Linked DNA regions of Homo sapiens: region 2 is linked to region 1. Evidence: read pairs that join two places in POLR2A ChIA-PET (ENCODE). Cell type or tissue: IMR-90. All regions are shown on one strand. Each heading gives the region's core, and the rest is flanking DNA. Links, peaks and the distances in the headings are about the cores only. Region 1 overlaps MME (membrane metalloendopeptidase). Region 2 has its middle 87 kb from the start of MME.

Evidence for each region. ChIA-PET counts read pairs that join two places held together with the same protein. Peaks named below come from ENCODE experiments on the same cell type or tissue, not always from the same donor. Only the 100,000 strongest peaks of a DNase experiment are listed, where the experiment ranks them.
Region 2: POLR2A ChIA-PET joins it to region 1 with 5 read pairs; 3 of 35 experiments call an interaction of 5 or more read pairs at or near these places.

The regions. Positions count from the first base shown.
Region 1 is chr3:155,084,223-155,093,202 of GRCh38, reverse strand. MME (membrane metalloendopeptidase) reads right to left here. Exons shown (of 23, transcript NM_007289.4): 2 at 8,876-8,980; 3 at 8,109-8,144. Among named protein-coding and RNA genes, the nearest start is that of MME, 8.4 kb to the right of the region's middle. In IMR-90, for the core only: no CTCF peak of the experiment used is centred there; a DNase peak (open chromatin) is centred at 4,012; H3K27ac peaks cover 577 bases.
Region 2 is chr3:154,988,886-154,997,865 of GRCh38, reverse strand. No RefSeq gene overlaps it. Among named protein-coding and RNA genes, the nearest start is that of MME, 87 kb to the left of the region's middle. In IMR-90, for the core only: no CTCF peak of the experiment used is centred there; no DNase peak of the experiment used is centred there.

The DNA of each region.
Region 1 (8,980 bases), core at 1-8,000:
TATAATCATTTAAACTGCAAAAATGGAGCTCAATGGACTCAACATACAATAGCAAGCATAAGATCAAAACATGAGATAACTATGTAAAAATGGACATTGGAGAGATGGGGGAAAGAATGAAGGTGAATTTTTGTTTGCTTTTTTTTTTTTAACGGCTTTGGGTTATTAATTTGTATACCATAAAATTCACCCGATTAATTTTTGGTAAATTTACACAGTTGTGCAACCATCACCACAATCCAATTTACACTTGATCTTTAGCCAAAAAGCTGAGAATTTGTCACAGTCCAATTTTAGAACACTTCCATTACCCCAAGAAGTCCCCTTATGCCCATTTGCAGCCAATCCCTGCTTCATCTCCAGCCTCAGGCAACCAATATTTGTCTTCTGCCCCTATAGTTTTGCTTCTTATAGAAATTTCATATAAATTGAATTTTACAATATGCAGTTTGTGTCTGGCTTATTTCACTCAGCATAATGTTTTTGATGTTTATCTACACCATTGCACATAACAGTAGTTTGCTCCTTTTTATTGCTGTGTGGTATCGTAGTTTATAGCTATATGGCATTTTGTTTATTCACCTGTTAATACATATTTGGGATATTTCCATATTTTGGCTTTTATAAATTATTTATAAAAACAGCATTATGCTGTAATGAAGTCCTTGTGAGGATATGTGTTTTCATTTATTTTAAGTAACACCTAGGAGTAGAATTGCTGGGTTGTATGGAAAGTATATATTTAACATTTTGTAAAAATTATCAAACTGTTTTTCAAAATGTTTCTAACATGTTGATCCAGATGTACTAAAATTTACATTCCCACCATTAATGTATGATGGTTCAGTTTCTCCGCATCCTCACTCACAGTTGGAACTATCTTTTTCACTGTAGCCTGTGGTGGTTAATTTTAGGTATCAGCTTGACCAGGTTAAGAGATATCCAGATAGCTGATAAAGCATTATTTCTAAAGCATTATTTCTGGGTGCATCCGTGAGGATGTTTATGGAAAAGAGTGGCATTTGAATCAGTGGACTGAGTAGAGAAGATCCACACTCTACCACCATTGTGGCTGAGCATCATCCAATCTGTTGAGGGCCTAGATAAAACAAGAGGCAGAGGGAGGGGAAATCCTCTGTTTCTTCTGGAACTGGGACATCCACCTTCTCCTGTTCTTAGACATCAGAACTCCAGGTTCTTGGGCCTTTGGATACTGAGACTTTATATACATATACCATTGGTTCTGTTCTCTGGAGAAGGCCTGACTAATATGTGGCCCATCTAGGATGTTTTGAACAGAAAGAACGTATTCTAGTTTTCAGCTGGTTCAGAAATAGGATCAAAACAAGCCACCACTGGCCCCCGACAAAATCTCCTTTTCTGAATGGTCTTAAAGAATGAAAATTTACAGGATTCAAAAGCTTGTGCAACATTCTCCTTATGGTTTTTTAAATTGCGTATTTTTCAATTTCCTTCAATTAATCTGTTTTATCAACTTGAGCTTCATATCATATCAAAGGCTTACCAGAAAGCACCTTGCTACCCCATGGATTTGCTTATGAGTAGGACAAAACAGGATCCTTCAACTACAGAGGAATCTTTCTATATCTCTTATTCTAAAATGTTAAATGTCAAACCAGGATTCTCACCCCAGTCTAAGCTAGTTTGTATCCACCCCCTCTACATGTAGATAATTTCTGTAGCTATAAAATAAACCTTTGGAGTACCACTTAGCTTACCAGGCATTGCTAATTGTCTTTCCCTTTAACTGCTTAACTCAACTTATATATGTTTTCAATTTCTTGACCATTCATTAAAAAATGATGGTGTACTACTTGCTTAAAGTTTCCCTGGAGGGTAAAAAACACATGTTATATATTTGTGTATTTATGATATAACTGATTCCCTTTCTTGGAAAGGATCTGATTGACAGATGCTAATTTTGACTGGATAAATGTAAGGTAATATCCCTACACAATTTTCACGAGAATTGTGCCAGGGAAGCCACACAAAGCAAATTGCCACATGCCACATTTAAATTAACAAAGGTGTGCTTCAGTGGTCTTCCTACTAAGATGTCTGCTGCTTTCTTATTCCATGAAGGATTTTTTCCAAACTTAACTACATAATGAAATAGCCTCATTTCCTACACTAAAAGGCTGCTACAGGGCCAGTAGCCCCCATGAGTTAGCCATCAGTCCTTCCTGTATTTACCTAATTGTGCTGTTTTCCTTCATGGAGGTTTCAAGGTGTTAACAGGCAAGAAGGCAGAGATGCCTTGTGACAGCCAGGAGAAGGCTAGCTGTTGCCAAGATGCATCACCTAGGGCATCACCATGATCTGGCCCTTGCAGACATTTGCAAGCTTCATTTCAGTTCCAGGGTCATAGCTCAAAGCACACAAATCTGATTAAATCAGTATGTGCGTACAGTAGTCTCCCCCATATCTGTGGTTTCACTTTCCATGGTTTGTTACCCATGGTCAACTACAGTCCAATATATTAAATAGAAAATTCCAGAAACAGACAACTCATATGTCTTAAATCACGCACCATTCTGAGTAGCATGATGAAAGTCACGAAGGAGCCTTCTCCATTATTATCATATCAACTGTTGCAGGATGATGGTGTTTGTGTTCAAGTAACCCTATTTTACTTAATAATGGCCCCAAACCATAAGAATAGTGATGCTGGAATAATATTATAATCGTTTTATTTTTTATTAATTATTGTTATTAATCTTTGTCTAATTTATAAATTAAACTTTATCATAGGTATGTATACAGAAAAAATATAGCATATATAGGGTTCAGTCCAGTGTCAGACATCCACTGAGGTCTTGGGGGATCCTCAGAGGATAAGAAGGGGACCGCTGTGCATTATCTCACCATGATGAAAATATCTTTCAAGTAACAGAATGCCACCTCTCCTTGTATTAATAATTAAGTAATCATCAAAAGTTTTCTTGGTATGTGCAGAATTAAAATAAAAGGAGTGGACAGTTCTGAGAGGTGTTTCATCCAGGTCTTGATGTTCCACAAGCCTGTCTGTCAAGGCTGCCATCGACAAATATGCAGTGTACAACCTGCATGACTATACAGGTGGAGGTGGTCCCACTTTCTCTTGTAAACTGTATTGATCACGTCTTAGCTTGGCTTCTCTGGCCTCTGGATAATTTAGGACCACACTTCTAACATATGCTTCTGCAGACCCCTCAATTCTCTGTTGTCTTTTTCTTTTTTTTGGAGATAGAGTCTTGCGCTGTCTTCCAGGCTGGAGTGCAGTCGTGCAATCTTGGCTCGCTTCAACCTCTGCCTCCTGGGTTCAAGCAATTCTCCTCCCTCTGGGATTATAGGCGCGTGCTACCATGCCTGGATTTTTGTATTTTTAGCAGAGATGGGGTTTCACCATGTAGGCCAGGCTGGTCTTCAACTCCCGACCTCAAGTGATCCACCCGCCTTGGCCTCCCAAAGTGCTGGGATTACAGGCATGTTGCCATATAAGGCAACATATTCAGAGGCTCTGGGAATTGGGTGTGAATATCTTTGAGAGGCCATTATCCTGCCTACCGTTAAGAGGGAAGCATTGATAACATCTTGAGACCGTTTAAACCAGTGGTACCCAGTCATAAGTGACCGTGCTGCCTGCAGGGGACATTTAGTAATGGCTAGAGACATTTTTTGGTTGTCACAACTAGGAGAGGACTGCTACTGGACATCTAGTTGGTAGAGGCCAGGGATGCTACTAAATATCCTATAATACACAGAATAGCATCCACAACGAAGAATTATCTAGCACAAAAATATCAATAGTGATTGAGTTGAGAAACCCTGATTTAAAGCACAAGATTCCTTGAAATCTAAGTTAGGGAGGTTACAATGCAATGGAAATCAGTTTCAGGATTCAGACTTACACGGAAAAGTCTGCAAAATCACATACAAGTTTTATAACTCTAAGTTTTTGATGACCTTATAGGGTAAATAAGCGATGAATAATACTTTGAAGCATTTTGATCCCTGCCTTAAGTTGTTATTTCTTAAGTGGTATTTGTTTTACTTTAGGTCTGGTGTAATCTTTCATACTGATGCATTACACATATAGGCAAGTTAATTTAAAGTATACATAAACATCATTTTATGTACATCATAAATATTTAAATCCTAGATGCTCAGATTTTAAATATGTAACACCAAACAGATTTGAAACAGCCTTCTGCAATATTTTACTTCTGTCTTGGTATGGCTTGACTTCTGTATTCCTTGACTTCAAAGAATCAAAGATAAGTACATTTGCTATGACATTCCCTTCCACTGGAAGAAAGGTTCAAGTTGGGGCCATCTTTCATATAATGTAAGCACCCTGAGTGTCAATACTTGCTTTTCCCATTCTCAAGAATTTCTGAGCTCAGGTTTGAACCCACCCACTCTCTTAAAGTGACCTATAGACTTGCTGGTAAGATATTTTATATTTTTTCAACATCTCTCTTTTCATATTTCTTTCTTTTCTTTTTTTTTTTTTTTTGAGATGGAGTTTCAGTCTTGTTGCCCAGGCTGTAGTGCAATGGCGCAATCTCAGCTCACTGCAACCTCCACCTCCTGGGTTCAAGCAATTCTCCTGCCTCAGCCTCCTGAGTAGCTGGAATTACAGGCATGCGCCACCACACCCGGCTAATTTTGTATTTTTAGTAGAGATGGGTTTTCTCCATGTTGGTCAGGCTGGTCTTGAACTCTCGACCTCAGGTGATCTGCCCGCCTCAGCCTCCCAAAGTGCTGGGATTACAGGCGTGAGCCACCGTGCCCAGCCTTCTCTTTTCACATTTCTTTTTCTTTCCATCTACTCTACTCTGGCCACTCTTCTTTAATACTTGCTTTTGTCCAAGATTTCCTCTAGGGTTTTCCTAATTTGCAACAACTTCTAAAAGAAATAGTTGTATTTTTCTGTGGCAGAAAAGATTTCCTAACCAGCAGAAGACTGTGTGTGTGTGTGTGTGTGCGCGCACGAGTGTGTGTGTTTATGAGTATGCAGAGTGTATCCATGAGGGTGTGTGTCATCTTATTTATTCTCCTAGGAAGAATAGTAACTACCAATGTGAACAAGTATTCTAATGGCTTGTGAACCAACAGAGCAGAATGAAGAAAAATATACAGCTATACAGCAACCTTGTTTACCACTGAAGTTATTTCTATTGTATACATTTCTCTGCCAAGATACATCCTGCAAGGTGTTTTACATTTGGTTTGATTTCTAAGCTACAATTAAAGGATACAGGTTAAATACATTTTAGTGAGTTGAGACTTGCCAAACACTATTTAAAAATCCTATCTCTAAACATTAAGTCACATTTAAGATTCCAGATTCTGAATGTCACATTGCTCCTTGGGAGGAAAAACCTGCCTAGATCTCTGAGGCAAAATCACTTGTCGTTTATAGAAATACACCTACCTAGTCAAAAAATCCAGTTTCTTCGAAAATAAAATTCAAGGAAAAGAAGAGAAAAAGGAAAAATAGTGAGAGAAGAGAGAATCTATAGATTAAGATACCAAAGAGACATGTCAAGTGTATTAAAGACAGAGGAATTAACCCTTAGTAGTCAATATGTAAGTGGAAGTTTCCCGAAACAGGACAGCCTGAGCATATAATAGGGTAGCTGGTAGAGAGAGGAAGCATAGGAGGATCTGGGGAGGAAGTAAACGTTAACTTTGACAACTTGGGCACATGCTGACTTTTGCACATGACCACGGAGATCCCCCAGCCAAGGTACCTGTGCAGCCATTTCCCTGGGGAATAAAGAAACTTCGTTTTTGGGAAAAACTTACTATGTCGAGCAGCAAATGGCTAACATCTAAATCAAGTCTCCCTCACGCTCCCCACATCACATCTCAGGGTGTCTAGTCATTGCTCTTGTGACCCAGAGCAAAAAAATCCATCAAAAAACGATACAAAAAAAAAAAAAAACCAAAGGGCACAGATTCAGGATATTAGACTATAACCTAGAATTGCCAGATATTTTCCCGTCATTTTTTTGCAAAGTTCAGTGAATAACAAAAATCCAAGTAAAGAATATCCAAGACTGGGTGCAGTGGCTCATGCCTGTAATCCCAGCACTTTGGGAAGACAAGTAGGAGGACTGCTTGATCTCAGGAGTTCAAGACCAAGCTTGGGCAACATAGTGAGACCCTGTCTCTACAAAAAAAAAAAACAAAAAAAAACAAAAAAAACAAAAAACCCACAACCTAGCCAGGAATGGTGGCAGGTGCCTATAGTCCCAGCTACTCAGGAGGCTCAGGCAGGAGGATGCCTTGAGCCCAGGAGATCAAGGCTGCAGTAAGCTGTGATCACAATACTGCACTCCAGCCTGGGTGACAGAGCAAGATCCTGCCTCAAATAAATAAATAAATAAAATTAAAAATATCCAGCAGAAAATGGTTAAAATTATTTGGAACAGTTTATTTATTTCTTATAAGACACATAGATGTTAGAAAGGAGGTTTAGAATCTCTTGTTAAAGGACACAAATATTGTGTTCATATCCCAGGTGCTGCCCTCAGCTACCACCTTCCTTTTTCTTGAAGAAAGAAGAAATACTCCCATTTTCACCACACTCCAATTGATGGGATTTATATAGCTTCATACACTTCTCTGTTTTCTGCTCTGACTTATTTTTCTTCTCTTCTAATCATTGATGTTGTTTAGCCCTTGAACCTCTTCTTAAGTTTAGCCCTTGAACCTCTTCTCTTCTTTTGAGAACTCAAATACTTCCAAGGCTTCCACTATCACTCCTAAACTGACAGATCTCAAATCCAAATTCCAGCTTCTTAAACCTCATCTCTACCTTCCTCCTGTCTATTTTCATCTTAGACCAAACACATCCACATCCACCTCATAACCTCTCTATTTCTGTGTGGGCTGCCTCCATTCTCTTTAGTCCCTTGGGTTTTAAAACTTGGCATCATTCTCAATTCATTCATTTTATTTAGCAAGTCAGTTCTACTGAGTCACCCAATTCTCCCTCCCCATTATCTCAATAGTACTCTTCTCTCACCACAGGCCAACCTCTTCAGCTTACACTTGGAGTACAGAAGCAGCCCCCACCTGCCTGCCCTCCTTTTCACTCAATCCAGTCAACCTCACATTCGCAGAATCATCTTTCACCTTTGGCCTGATCACTCCTCTGTTCAAAAATATCTGTTTCTCCTGTATTACAATATCAAGGCTAAACATGGATTTCAAGGTTCTCCATAATGTGTCCTTCTATCAAGCGTACACTTTTACTACTTCTCAATAACATAGTTTCTTTCTTTTGTGTTTGGAATTCCCTCTTCTGCACCGCCACATCTAAATTCTAGCCCTGCTTCAAGGTTCTTCCCAAATTTAAGGCTGGGTGCGGTGGCTCACGCCTGTAATCCCAGCACTTTGTGAGGCCGAGGGGGGCAGATCACCTGAGGGCAGGAGTTCGAAACCAGCCTGATCAATATGGTGAAACCCCGTCTCTACCAAAAATACAGAATTAGCCAGGCGTGGTGGTGGGTACCTGTAGTCCCAGCTACTTGGGAGGCTGAGGCAGGAGAATTGCTAGAACCCGGGAGGCGGAGATTGCAGTCAGCCGAGATCACGCCACTGCACTCCAGCTTGGGCGACAGAGCGAGACTCTGTCTCAAAATATAAAAAATAAAAAAAATAAATAAAATGAAATTTCTTCCCAGATTTTAACTTCTCCACCTAGATTTACATGCCTACATCTCACTCCCTTCTTCTCACCCACCTAGTGAGGTGCACTGAGACATTTAACACAATGATACGAAACTTACCATTTCATATGTGTTCATTTTCTTTCTTCAACTACATGGCAAGCTCCATACAAATAGCGATATAGTTTTCTATTGCCCTGCTATACAGCCCAGGGCTGAAAATAGTAATATATTTTTCAGAGTAAACAAGTTAATTAATCTACTACTTAAATATATTTTTATTTCCATTGATTATAGAGCCAGACACATAAATAATTGATCTACAATGAATAAAAGTGTAAACAAAGCAAATTAAGATTAGCATTTAATTTTAAATATTATACATCAGTTGTATAACTATTACACGTAAAAACCATTTCTTACCTGATTTTATGCAGTCTGATGACTTGCAAATACCATCTAGAAAAAGGAGAGAATATACATAAATATTGGCAACACAAATTTTTAAATTTCTATTTTTCTTTTGTTCTTTTAAAAACTGCCAATTAAATAAGCAATTTCTTAAAGCAAGAACTAAAAACTGAACATTATATATCATTGTCAGTGGTTAGAAAAAATATAAGAAAATAAAATAAGTAAAATCTAAATTTAAAATTTTGATTATGAAGAAAAATGTGTTATTATATCTTCTCTACCAACGAAGCCCCAGGCCTATTAAATTGAAATAATCAGTTGTTTTTGCTTGGTAATCATTTTTTTAACCATTAAACAATCAATCTTTTTTCATCCTTGTTGTAAAAAACTTCCAAGACTCAAATTAAATTTGTTAAATTCCTGTGAAGCCGTTTAGAATTTCAATGACACAACAAAAGTTGACTAATGACTATTACTAAAGCTGGCCATAAAATTGTGTATATTTTAATCAAATAAAACCATACTTTAGATTCCTCATAAGTAAGCGTGAGCGCACTAAATATACTTGCAATTAATAACTTAGCTCAAACATAAAAGGCACCGTACTTCAAAGTTAATTATTTTGACATATTGATGTTACATTTTATAAATGAATCTCTTTGTCAGTCTTTAAGTGCCTCTATCCTTAACACATTCGTTGGATAGATGGTAAAAGCATGGAGGAAGATTTCCTTCTCTTTTGCACTTATGGATGCACAGGTGTGGGAGTAACTCACCATCGTAGGTTGCATAGAGTGCGATCATTGTCACAGCTATGATGGTGAGGAGCAGGACAAGGACCGAGAGGCTGATCTCCAGTGGAGTCCATCGCTGTTTCTTCT
Region 2 (8,980 bases), core at 754-8,753, 96 kb after region 1:
ATACAGGGGGAGAAAGGGCTTATATGATCTCTTGATAATGGGAAAAAGCAAGCTGTTATGAACTGAACTCTTTTGCCCTCAAATTCATATGTTGAAGCCCTAACTCTCAATGTGACTGTATTTGGGAGATGGGGCCTTTACAGAGGTAATTAAGGTTAAATGAGGTGGTAAGGGTGGTAGTTTAATCTGATAGGACTAATGTCCTTATAAGAAGTGAAAGAGAAGGCCCGGCATGGTGGCTCACGCGTGTAATCTCAGCACTTTGGGAGGCCGAGGTGGGTGGATCACCTGAGGTCAGGAGTTTGAGACCAGCCTGGCCAACATGGCAAAACTCTGTCTCTACTAAAAATACAAAAATTAGCCAGGCATGGTGGTGTGTGCCTGTAATCCCAGCTACTAGGGAGGCTGAGGCAGAAGAATCACTTGAACCTGGGAGGCAGAGGTTGCAGCGAGCCAAGATCATGACATTGCACTCCAGCCTGGGCAACACAGTGAGATTCCGTCTCAAAAAAAAAAAAAAAAGAAGTGAAAGAGACACCAGAGATCTCTCTCACCACACACTCACAAAGAAGAATCATGGAAAAACACAGTGAGAAGGCAGCTGTTTATAAACCAAGAAGAGAGTCCTCATCAGGAACCAACACTGACGGTACTTTAATCTTGGACTTCTAGCCTCCACAGCTATGAGAAAATAACTTTCTGTGATATAATCTGCTCAGTCTTTGGTATTTTGTTACGACAGCTCTAGCAGACTAACATAGAGGCCCAGACTGGTAATAACTGTATTGGTTTATTTTTCTGGAGTGATGGTAAAGGATGGTGGGTAGGTTGGGCAGCAATCTTTGACTCCTGGAAACATTGATGGGTAGAATCTAACAGTTATTGTATTTAGACTTCTTTTCTCTATAGATTTTCCTTCAATAACAACAAGTGTTGCATTTTCAAAACTGCTATCCCAAGAAAGAGAGGAAGAAAAGGAAAGCACAAGCTAGTAAAAGAAAGAGGAGAAGAGAAAGGGAAGCTGATAAAAGCGTTATTCTTGATGTATAATGACTTAGACAAAAGATGTATAGCAACACAGATATATATCTAGTATATATAGTAGACATGATAAATATTTGTTAATGAATGAAACCTAGAGTCTTGGAACATACCGAGACAATTCAAACTATCCTTCAAGTAAAGCATTTATAAATACTAAATCTCTTTAGTAGTGACATGTATTGAGTGTTTACTATATGCTGGAACTTGGGTCAAATATTTTACGTTTCTGTTTGTTAAATTTTTACAAGAAGCTCATAAGTGAGTTATAATTAGCATTCCATTTGCAGATGAGGCTTAGAGATGTGTAGACATTCATCCAATGTCACAGTACTCAGTGATAGAGCTAGGACTTACATCTATAGCTGTCTGACTTGAAGTCTGAGGTCTGAGCCACTGCAATATTTATTTTTCAAGAAACATGCAGAAATGAGGAATATACTGGTGATCTAATCCTTCTTCTTCAAACAAGGTGGCAACATTTGGCATATTACCCATTAATTCTCCATTCCATGACTTAAGCTGAGTATTTTTGATATATTTGGTTAATTATGATATTTATATGGTTTGGCTGTGTCCCCCGCAAATCTCATCTTGAATTGTAGTTTCCATAATCACCACATGTCATGGGAGGGACCCAGTTGGAGGTAATTGAATCATGGGGCAGTTACATCCATGCTGTTCTTGTGATAGTGAGTGAGTGCTCATGAGATCTGATGGTTTTATAAGAAGATTTCCCCTGACTTCTCTCTCTACTTCTCTTTGCTGCTGCCATATGAAGAAAGACGTGTTTGCCTCCCCTCTGCCATGATTGTAAGTTTCCTGAGGCCTCCCCAGCTGTGCAGAACTGTGAGTCAAGTAAATCTCTTTCCTTTATAAATTACCCAGTCTTGGGTATGTCTTTATTAGCAGTGTGTGAATGGACTAATACAGTAAATTGGTACCACAGAGAGTGGGGAGCTGCTGTAAAAATACCCAAAAATGTGGAAGTGATTTTGGAACGGGGTAACAGGAAGAGGCTGGAATGATTTGGAGGGCTTAGAAGAAGACAGGAAAATGTGGGAAATTTTGGAACTTCCTAGAGACTTGTTGAATGGTTTTGACCAAAATGCTGACAGTGATATGGACAATGAAGTCCAGGCTGAGGTGGTCTCAGATGTGGATGAGAAACTTCTTGGGAACTGGAGCAAAGGTGGCTCTTATTATGCTTTAGCAAAGAGATGGGTAGCATTTTGCCCCTGCCCTAGAGATCTGTGGAACTTTGAACTTGAGAGGGATGATTTAGGGTATCTGGCAGAAGAAATTTCTAAGTGGCAAAGTATTCAAGAGGAAGCAGAACTTAAAAGTTTTGAAAATTTGCAGCCCAATGACAAAGCAACAGAAAAGAACAACTCATTTTCTGGAGAGAAATTCAAGCCTGCTCTAGAAATTTGCATAAGTAACAAGGAGCCAAATGTTAATCACCAAGACAATGGGGAAGATGTCTCCAGGTCATGTCAGAGACTTTCATGGCAGCCCCTCCCATCAAAGACCCAGAGGTCTAGGAGAAAAAATGGTTTCATGGGCCAGGCCCAGGGCCCCCACCACTGCTGTGTGCAGCCTAGGGACCAATACAGATATTTAGTGGTCAATGTTTCTTTTCTCTTTTCAGAAGTACATTCTAAAAGAATTATAATTAAAAATTAATTATATGAAAAATATTTCATAAGTGTTGGAGCTACAAAGCAAAATAAATAAATAAATAAACCTGACAATAAGAAATCTCATAGGGTCTTTTTCAGGCTTAACTGTTTTATCAGAGGACATGTGGAAAAATATTTTAAAACTCCAATGCTGAGTGTAATAACTTACTTATTTATCAATAGAGATTTATGTTTAAATTAGGTTTTCTTCAGAAATCATACTTGGGAAGACAGTGTTTCTGAATTTTCATTTTAAAAAATTGTCTTTAATGGTTGGTCTTAAATTTTTCATTGGATCCTTTTACATTTGTTTTATTTTCCTTGAAAAGGATATAAAGTTACTAAGTTTACATGTATCTTTATCTGAGTTTCATTTGAGGATTTATCTCAATAGCTCTGCCAAGATTTATTTTTCACATCCTGATAGTATTATCAAACAAGAGGGAGCATGTCCTGTCTACTGATTATCCAGAAAGAAAACATCCAGGTTGGTTTCGTTTCATAGAAAATATGTTGTTAAAAAGAATGTGGAAACATAATTAAAAGATTGAGTGGAGTGCTATACATTCTTTACACTTTAAAAACCTGCTTATGGAATTGGAGAAACTCCTCCCTACAAACACACTATATTAATAAAGTTTATATCCCCCAAGCCTCATAGCTGCATTTACGTATTTTCTCAGACCTAATCATAAACAATATCAAGGAAAAGAGTAAATTGATAAGGGAAATAATTATGCTCAAGTCAACATAAACTGCCACTTCAGGCTTGTAAATAAATATGGAAGCAGTAAATATGAACAAACACAAACAAAAAAAACAAGCACTTTGGCCAGTTAAATGGAGATAAGGTATAATATTTTTCTTCTTTTTTGTTTTTATAAATACAATTATGTTTATTTAAAGGCCTTTTAATTCCTTTAACCCTGTAAAAGGCATTGTATTTTTTAATTAACAAATAATAATTATATATATTTATGGAGTACATAGCAATATTTTGATACATGCAATGTATAGTGATCAGATCAAGGTAATTAGCATATCCATCATCTCAAATATTTATTTTTTCTTTATGTCGGGAACAATGAATATCTTCCTTCTAGCTATTTGAAACTATGTAACATGTTGTTGTTAACTGTAGTCATCCTACAGTGCTATAGAACACTAGAAGATATTCCTCCTACCTATCCTTTAACAGCTGTTTTCTAGTCCTTCCTTCCTCTACCTGTCCTCACCTCTGATGTCCTCTGTTCTACTTTTTTTACTTCTATGAAATCAACTTTTCAGCTTCTACATATGAGTTGAGAACGTGATATCTCACTGTCTCTTCCTGGCTTATTTCAATTAACATAATGTCTTCCAGTCCATTCATACTTCTGCAAATGCCAAGATTTCATTATTTTTTATGGAGGAATACTATTCCATTGTGCACATATCACATATTATTTATTTATTTATCTGTTGTTGGACACCTAGGTTGATTTCATATCTTGGCTATTGTGAATAGTGTTGCAATAAACATGGGGGTGCAGATGTCACCGATATATTTTTTTCCTTTGGATAAATGCCTAGCAGTGCAATTGCTGGATGATATGGTAGTTCAGTTGGTAGTTTCTTGAGGAACTTCCATACTGTTCTCATAGTGGTTGTACTAGCTTACATTCCTACCAGCAGCGTGTAAGAGTTTCCTTTTCCTTGCATTCTCATCAGCACTTTTTTTGTCTTTTTGATAGTAGCCATACCAACTGGAATGAGATTCTACTCCATTATAGTTTTGATTTGCATTTCCTTGATGATTTGTGATGTTAAGTATTTTTCATATATTTTTGGGCCATTTGTTTGTCTTCTTTTGAGAAATGTCTATTCAGATCATTGCCCATTTGTTAACCGGATTTTTTTTTTTTCCTGGTGAGATGTGTTCCTTGAATATTCTGAATATCAATTCCCTGTCAGATGAGTAGTTTCCAAACATTTGTCTCATTCTGTAGGTTGTCTTTTCACTCTTTTGATGGCTTCCTTTCTGTGCAGAAGGTTTTCAGTTTAATATAATCTCATTTATTTATTTTTGCTTTTGTTGCTTTTGAAGTCTTTTTCATAAAATCTTTTCCATGACCAATGTTCTGAAGCATTTCTCCTATGTATTCTTCCAGTAGTTTTATCATTTTGGGTCTCACATTTAAGTTTTTGATCCAATTTGAGTTGATTTTTGTATAGGGTAAAATATGAAGGTCTAGTTTCATTCTTGTATATATAGACATCCAGTTTTCCCAGCATCATGTTTTTGCTGACTGTCCTTTCCTGAGTGAGGGCTCTTAATACCTTTTTCAAAGATCAGTTGGCTGTAAGTACTGGTTAAATATCTGGGTTTTCTACTCTGTTCTTTTGGTCTACATATCTGTTTTTATGTCAGTAGAATGCTTGTTTGGTTGATATAGCTTTGCAGTACATTTTGAGGTCTGGGAGGATGATAACTTCAGCTTTGCTATCTTTCCTCAGGGTTGCTTTGGCTCTTTGGGGTCTTTTGTGCTTCCATACACATTTTAAGATTTTTTTTCTATTTCTGTGAAGAATGTCATTGGTATTTTCATAGAGATTTCACTGTATCTATAGATTTCTTTGAGTAGTATTGTCATTTTAACAATATTGATTCTTCTGATCCATAAACATGGGATGTCTTTTCATTTGCTTGTATCCTCTTTAATTTCTTTTTTTTTTTTTTTTTTTTTTTTTTTTTTTTAGTTTTTCTTGCAGAGATCTTTCACCTCCTTGGTAAAATTTATTCCTAGGTATTTTATTTTTTAAATTGTATTTATTATAAATGGAATTGCATTCTTTTTTTTTTTGAGACAAAGTTTCGCACTTTTCGCCCAGGCTGGAGTGCAATGGCATGATCTTGGCTCACAGCAACCTCTGCCTCCTGGGTTCAAGCAATTCCTCCACCTCAACCTCCCGACTAGCTGGGATTACAGGCACTGCCATCATGCCCTGCTAATTTTTTTTTGTATTTTTGTAGAGACGGGGTTTCACCATGTTGGCCAGGCTGGTCTTGAACTCCTGACTTCAGGTGATCCACCCGTCTCGGCCTCCCAAAGTGCGGAATTGCATTCTTGATTACTTTTTCAGCTATTTTGTTGTTCATGTATAGAAATATTAGTGATTTTTGTTTTGTTTTATTTTGTTTTTTGAGATGGAGTCTCACTCTGTTGCCCAGGCTGGAGTGCAGTGGCACAATCTCAGTTCACTGCAACCTCCGCCCCTGCTCCGGTTCAAGCAATTCTCCTGCCTCAGCCTCCTGAGTAGCTGGGACTACAGGCACCTGCCACCACACCCAGCTAATTTTTGTATTTTTAGTAGAGATGGAGTTTTATCATGTTGGCCAGGCTGGTCTCGAACTCCTGACCTCAAGTGATCGTCCCAACTCAGTCTCCCAAAGTGCTGGGATTACAGGCATGAGCCACCATGCCTGGCCCACTACTGATTTTTGTATATTAATTTTGTATCTTGCAACTGATAAATTCATTTATCAGTTCTAATAATTTTACGGTAGAGTCTTTAGGATTTTCTATATCTAAGATCATGTCATCTGCGAACAGTGACAATTTGACTTCCTCCTTTCCGATTTGGATGCCCTTTATTTCTTTTGCCTAATTGCTCTGGCTAGGACTTCCAGTACTATGTTGAATAAGAGTGGTGAGAATAGGAATCCTTGTCTTCTTCCAGTTCTTAGAGGAAAAGCTTTCAACTTTTCTCTGTTCAGTAAGATGTTAGCTGTGGATTTGTCATATATGACCTTTATCATGTGGAGCTGCTTCCTTCTCTACCTAATTTATTAGAGTTTTTATTACAAAGTGTTGTTGAATGTTATTAAAGGCTTTTTCCTGCATCTATTAAGATAATTTTATAGTGTTTGTCCTTTATTCTATTGGTGTGATATTTGACGTGTATTAATTTGCATATGTTGAACCAGGCTTGCCTTCCTGGATAAATCCCACTTGATCACAGTATATTACCATCTTGATGTGTTGTTGAATTCAGTTTGCTAGAATTTTGTTGAGGGTTTTGATTTCTATGTTCATTAGGGATATTGGCCTGTAGTTTTCTTTTTTGTTGTTGTTGTGTCCTAGTCTTGTTTTGGTATCAGGGTTAGGGTGGGCTTATAGAATGGGTTAGGAAGAATTCCCTCTGCTTCAATTTTTTTCAATAGTTTGAGAATAGTTGGTATTAATTCTTCTTTAAAGGTTTCATAGAATTCAGCAGTGAAACCATCCATTCTTGGATTTTTCTTTGGGAGACTATCTGTTGTGTTGTCTCCTTTTTCATTTCTGATTTTATTTATTTGGGTCATCTCTATTTACTTCTTAGTCTAATTGTCAATTTTGTTTACCTTTGCAAAAAACAAAATTTTTATTTTATTGATCTTTTGTATTTTTTTAGTCTCAATTTTATTTTTTTTTGCTGTTTCATTTATTTTTTCTTATTTCTTTCCTTCTACTAATTTTGAGTTTGGCTTGTTCTTACTTTTCTAGTTCCTTAAAGTGCATCATTAGGTTGTTTGTTTGAACTCTTCCCAGTTTTTTGATGTAGACATTTTATGCTAAAATTTTTATCTTACTACTCCTTTTGGTGCATCCCGTAGGTTTTGGTATGCTGTGTTTCCATTTATATTTGTGTTAAGAAATTTGAAAATTTCATTCTTAATTTTTTCTTTTCTTTCTTTTTTTTTTTTTTTTTTGAGACGGAGTCTCGCACTTTCACCCAGGCTGGAGTGCAGTGGCCCGATCTCTGCTCACTGCAAGCTCCGCCTCCTGGGTTCATGCTGTTCTCCTGCCTCAGCCTCCTGAGTAGCTGGGACTACAGGCACCTACCATCATGTCTGGCTAATTTTTTGTATTTTTAGTAGAGACGGGGTTTCACTGTGTTAACCAGGATGGTCTTGATCTCCTGACCTTGTGATCCGCCCACCTCAGCCTCCCAAAGTGCTACCATTACAGGCATGAGCCACCGTGCCTGGCCTTAATTTTTCCTTTACCTATTACTTTTTCAAGATAATGCCTTTTAATTTCCATGTATTTGTATAGTTTTGAGTGTTTATCTTGTTATTAATGTCTAGTTTCACTCTATTGTGGTAAGATAAGATACTTACTATGACTTTAAATATTTTTAACTTTTTGAGATTCATTTTGTGCTCTAACATATAGTCAATCCTAGAGAATGTTTCACGTGCTAAGTAGAATGTGTGTTCTATAGCCACAGGTGAAATATTCTGTAGATGTCTTTTAGGTCTATGGTGCAGTTTAAATTTGATGTTGTTTGTTGATTTTCTCTCTGGATGCTTTGCCTACTGCTGAGAATGAGGTGTTGAAGTCTCCAGCTGTTGTACTGGCATCTGTCTCTCTCTTTAGATCTAATAATATTTGCTTTATGTATCTTTTTTTTTTTTTTTTTTTTGAGATGAAGTCTTGCTCTGTGGCCCAGGCTGGAGTGCAGTGGCATGATCCCAGCTTACTGCAACCTCTGCCTCCCAGGTTCAAGCGATTCTTTTGTCTCAGCCTCTGAGTAGCTGGGACGACAGGAGCATGCCACCATGCCTGGCTAACTTTTTTTGTATTTTTAGTAGAGACAGGGTTTCACTATGTTGGTGAGGGTGGTCTCAAACTCCTGATCTCAGGTCATCAAACACCTGCCTCAGCTTCCCAAAGTGCTGGGATTACCAGTGTGAACCACCACTGTGCCCGGCCAGCTTTATATGTCTTGATACTCTGGTACTGGGTGCATATATTTTTATAATTGTTACATTTTCTTGCTGAATTGATTCCTTTATTATAATATGTCTTTCTTTGTCTCTTTTTACAGCTTTTAAATTGAAATCTGTTTCGTCTGATACAAGTAAATCTACTTTCATTTACATGAAATATATTTTTTCATCCCTTCATTTTCAGTCTCTGTGTGTCTATCCAAGTGAAATGAGTTTTTCTGTAGGCAGCATATAGTTGAGTTTTGTTTTTGTATACATTCAGCCAGTCTGTATCTTTCATATGGGGAATTTTACTCTTTTACATTCAAGGTTTTTTCTGTTAGGTGAGAACTTACTCCTCTTATTATATTGATTGTCTTGGGTTGTTTTGTGTATTCTTTGTCTCTTACATTCTCTCATTGTTTACATTTGCAGTGCGGTAGTTTTCTGTAGTAAAAATGTTTGACTCCTTTCTCTTTCTCCTTTGGGTATCAGCTCTACCTGTGAGTTTTCTAGTTTCACT